Regions from separate parts of the Homo sapiens genome. Here region 1 is linked to region 2. A link is a loop called in an ENCODE intact Hi-C map of the cell type or tissue named here. Cell type or tissue: CD14-positive monocyte. All regions are shown on one strand.

Region 1 (2,500 bases), 130 kb before region 2:
TTTATACCACATTCAACTCTTTGATTTCTCCAGATCTGGCTGAGGGTGGGGTTTCCATATTTGTGCTTTGGCAAATGTGTCCAATAATTAACTCCTCCTGATATATGCCCCTAGTGTTCTTCCAGGTTATCATGTGCTTATTTGTGCATTTATTAAAACCAGAAACATTTTTGCCCCTTCATTGTTTAAATACTGTGTCTGAGTAATACAGGTTAAATAGACAACAAGAGCCTTGCCTTTTAAAGACTTTACTCCCCACCTAAAGAGGTGAAGGAGATATCATTTAAATAACATTATGCGTGTGCATATACCTTCTATATGGAAAGCCCTTTCTTCTCCTCCCTCCTTTTTTTTTTTTTTTTTTTGCATGGAGATTTTATCCTCATGCTTTTGAGATCCGGCTCAAGCATCAACACTTCTGTGAAGTCTTTCTTGATTATCACAGGAGTCTGCGGCTCTGCCCAATGTGTGAGTCAGAGAAGTGCTATTTTCTTATTCTTTTTATTTATACAATATTTTTTTAAACCTCTAACCGAAAAAAACAGGGCCATAAGCACAGATGGAGAGAGTATCCTAAGTGGGAGCTCTCTTACTTGAATACTTCCTGCTACTCCCAAACCCATTTGACCTCCCTTACAGTTTCAGCGTGCAACTGCGCTTCCTTTGTTTATGCTCCAATTATGTGACTCCCCTCCACTGATCAGTTTTTCATGTAACTTTCCACTGCCCTCTGTTATGAGTTGAATTGTGACCCCAAAAGATACATCGAAGTCCTAACCCCAGTAACTATGAGTGTAGCCTTATTTGGGAGTAGCATTTTTGCAGATGTAATTAGTTAGGATGAGGTTTTACTGTTTTAGGGTGGACCCTAAATCCAATGCAACTGTTGTCCTCATAAGAAGAGAAGACACAGAAACAGAGGAGACACAGGGTAGATGACCATGTGAAGACAAGGCAGAGACTGGAGATATGCTGCCACAAGCCAGGGAATGCCAGGGATTGCTAGCAACCACCAGAAGCTAGAAGAGGCAAGGAAGCCTCCTCTCCTAGAGCATTTAGAGAAAGGATGGCCCTGTTGACACCTTGATTTCAGACTTCTAACTTCCAGAACTGGGAGGGAATAGATACCTGTTGTTTTAAGCCACCCAGTTTGTGGTACTTTGTTATAGCCATCCTAGGAGACGAATGCACCCTCCTTATGAGATCCATGATTCCAGGTCTGTTGGATTCTCCTTTCTTCTCTTTATTTACGTATATGGCCCTACCTCTTCCTGCTGCAGATACTCCTAGGTAATCTGTTCTGGATGTACTTTTGGTCTTGCACCTATGACAATACCAATAAACAAAGAAAAGGTCTAATGGAATAGAAAACTTACAGAGTTCTAGAACCGCCTCCTCGTCATCCCAGAAAAACATCTGGCTTCTGGCTCCAGGCCTCAGAGAGCACAAGTACATTACACTCCTGCACGGGGCGTCAGCTGGTGTCGGCGTCCTCCTCGGCCCTCCTCAGCTCCCTCTGCTGGGCGCCCGATGCACCAGCAGCTTCCCTCTTCAGAAGTAGTCTTCCAGCATGTGGGTGGGGTTGGGGTGAAGAAGAGACCGCAAAAACTAAATTAATTTGATATTGAGGAAATACAATGCTAATTGTTTGGCTTTCTTTTACTGTCTATTTGAGTGTTATCAAAGTGCTTATGAAGACCTTGGTCTTTCTGATTCTCCTTTTTCAAAAAACCAAAAAAAACCGAGAAGCTCATTTGTTTCAGGAAGTTTCCCTGAGCGAGTGGAAGGGGAGGCCTCACACTGAAGCCAGAATACAAAGGAAGTCCTCTTGAGATGGATAAAGCAGTTCTTACATGCAAATCTCAGAAAATGGCAACTCCATCTTTCCACCTGTTCAAGCCCAGAACCGCTGGCAGTGTCTTGACTCTCTCGTCAGACCCCACATCCAATTTGCCAAAAATCCAGTTAAATCTACCTTCAAAACATATCCAGAATCTGACCATTTTTCAGCCCTGGGACTGCTACCACTGGAGTTAAACCACCACCGTCCTTCGTCAGGGTTACTGCGACAGCCTCCTAAATTGGCCCTTACTTCTCCAGTTACCGGCCCACACCAGTCTACTGCCTGCATTAGGTTGATGCCACAGCTCTGCTCAGAGACCAAGGGCTCCCCCAAGGTCAAGTAAAAGCCCTTCATGGCCTACAAGGCTGGCCTCGATCAGGTCCTCAACTTTTCTGATCTCATCTATCCCTGTCCTTGCTCCCACACTGCCAGCCTCACTGTCCTCTTTGCTGGTCCTCAAATAAGCCAGCTGCTCTCTTGCCTCAGGGCCTTTGTATTAGCTGTTCCCTCGGCTTGGAATGCTTTTCCCTCTTGTGTTCGCATGGCCCACTCCTTCATCTTCTTCAGGTTATTTTTTCTAAGAATCAACCTCCTAGTGAGGCCTGCTGTGAACACCCTACTAAAAATTCTACTCCCTCACTTTCCCGATCCACCTTG
Region 2 (2,500 bases):
GAGAGAGAGAGAGAGAGAGTGTGTGTGTGTGTGTGTGTGTGTGTGTAATCACCAAGTTCCCTAGAGTTCCACAGAACATGAATAAACATATGGACTGTTCTCTTACACCTACTCCACAAGTCTGAGTATTGAGGATTTATATAGTTAGAGACTATGTGGTGTAAATATGTATAAATTTATATTGTGTTAATTTATGGCATGCGGTACAGAAGGCTGTTTGCAAGTTGCAGTGTACTTCTTCCCACGTTTATGCTGAAATATCATTTCTGGGTTCCTTCCCCATGTTTTCCTTTGTCTCCCCACAGATGTTTGGGCAGCTTGTTTTCAGGGGAGTGAATACATCTTGGAAGTATGCTTGCGGAATGCAATTCAGGTGAAGAATGCACTATCTCTATTGGGATTTGGCTGAAGGATATTCCCCCTTCGCCTTATGTCCTGCCCGCTTCTGTTATGAAGACAATTGCTCCAGGGTAGCCACACTCTTGGGGGCTGCCATTTCCTGGCCTGGGTGTCCTCAAGGTCCATAGAGCGGTTCTAAGTAGGTGAGTGGCATTTCATTATTTGTAAAAGGAAAAAGAAAAAAACAAAACCCTACACATCAAAATTCCTTTATGGCTGTTTGCCAAAGAAGCTGAGTTTTTACTAGAGGGGCTCCGAGAGAGTCCACCTCTAGTTATCTGTGGTTCTGTTGAAGGGGAAAGAGCGGTCATAGATGAATGAAGTTCACAGAGTGCTTACAAACCACAGCTTATTTAACCTGCTCTTTCACCGGTGTAAATTGTTAAAAAGTACTCATATCGACTTATTTGACTTAATCAATCTTCTTTCCTGGTCCTCCCATGGGGAGGTGTGCTAATGGGTAACGGAGATTGAGAAGGAGGCAGTGGGCAGGAAGAGGAAGGAAAACAGAGCCCCAAACTGAGTCGACAGCCCCTGAATGAATAAAAATCTGGCAGCGGATGGAGAGGGGTTTGACTCATCCATGAATGCTCTAGCACGAGGCTACTGCTTTCACAGACACTGTCTGTTTCTCCAAATTTAGGGGAAATTAGTGAGGAAACTATTTTTAGACTGTTTACTTCTCCTCTGCCCTTACAATGGCGCTGCTTATGAAATTTGAGGACAGACCTATTGAGAGACTAATGGAGTCATCTGCCATAGAGATTAGACAAGGATTTATGGATCAAAAGAATTGCTCTGCAGGTTTCTTTTAAGCACTATGAATTCACCAGCCCTTGCAATGACCCAACAATGGCAAACTAACATTTGTGCAGTCCTTTAATATTTTAACACTTAAAAAATATGTACATGTATATATATATATATATGTATGTGTATGTGTATATATATACATACTTTGCCACATCAACTCTTTGCAACTGTCTGGTAAGGTTCAAACTTTTCAGCAGAGAAAGAAAGGAAATTATAAGTGAGTGTCCTAAGGTCACATACTTGGAAAATGTCATTGGTGTAATTCAAACCCTAATCATCTTTCCAACATAAAGGTGCTGAGTGGTTGCACTTGAGCATTGTGAGTTGGGTGAAAAACCAAGTCTAAAATATTTACTGAAATCTAAGTTTTGCCAGCTTATCTGGTACTCTTGCCTTTTTCTCCATTGTCTTGCACTTCTCTGGACTTTATTATTCAACTTTGGCCACACCCAGTGAAAATGCAGGTATACACGTTCAGTTGGGAAAGAATTTTCACACCAGGGAGTCATACAAAAATGACAAAAACGTGTTTGGGTGGATTTTGGTCCAAGAGTTGTTTAAATGCCGGAGTAGAGTTTGAAATTTCAGTAGTGAGAAGCCATAGAAAGATTATAGAAATAATGAACACCTTCTAAGAATTTATAATTTACAAAACTCTTCGCCTACAATTTTTCGGTGAGTTCTCCTAACCATCCTTTAAGGAAGAAGTAGTATTTTGATCCCAATGTTACTTTTCAGGAAGTTGCGGCTTGGAGAAGGTGTGATTTTACTAGATTGGGTAGCCAGTCAATGATAAAACTCAATCTGTAAGCCAAGTAGTAAGTAGTGCTTTCAAAGCTTTGATCAGGGAATGGCTTACAGAATGTAGAATGTATTCAAAGGAGGGGAAACATTTAGAAGCTATTGCAGAAACCCATGGTGTGGAATTTTTTAAGTTAGAAATCTGAATGCAAACATCAGCTCTCAGGGCCATGATGCGGATTGTTGTTATTCTCAGTGTGATGGAAGCAAAGCGATGGTCTCTGGATCTAAAAACAGGTTAAACGCAGGCATGTGTCTTTCTCTTCATCTGACAGATAGATGAGTAATTGATTTCATTTACCAAACAGGCTGAGCACAACGTAAAATCATGCTACTCATCTAAACTGAAAAAATTCTCTATTTTCCAGAATAGTCTCAGAGCACCATGTGTGAGAGAACACGACAGAATAGAAACTGATTATGCAAAATGTGCGAGAGAGAACTGCAGCTCTTGGTGACATGTGGCAGCCTCATTGGGAAGGGAGTG

The links. Hi-C counts contacts between places; a loop is a spot of excess contacts. Peaks named below come from ENCODE experiments on the same cell type or tissue, not always from the same donor. Only the 100,000 strongest peaks of a DNase experiment are listed, where the experiment ranks them.
Region 1: a loop joins it to region 2, with 2.0 times the contacts of the local background. A loop is called at or near these places in 2 of 110 quality-filtered maps.

The regions. Positions count from the first base shown.
Region 1 is chr6:16,769,632-16,772,131 of GRCh38, forward strand. LOC124901268 (a long non-coding RNA gene) reads left to right here. Exons shown (of 2, transcript XR_007059480.1): 1 at 1-2,500. Among named protein-coding and RNA genes, the nearest start is that of ATXN1, 9.4 kb to the left of the region's middle. In CD14-positive monocyte, CTCF peaks have their summits at 1,532 (motif pointing left) and 1,738; a DNase peak (open chromatin) is centred at 1,500; H3K4me3 peaks cover 829 bases; H3K27ac peaks cover 218 bases.
Region 2 is chr6:16,902,712-16,905,211 of GRCh38, forward strand. No RefSeq gene overlaps it. Among named protein-coding and RNA genes, the nearest start is that of ATXN1, 140 kb to the left of the region's middle. In CD14-positive monocyte, no CTCF peak of the experiment used is centred here; a DNase peak (open chromatin) is centred at 990; H3K4me3 peaks cover 671 bases; H3K27ac peaks cover 1,571 bases.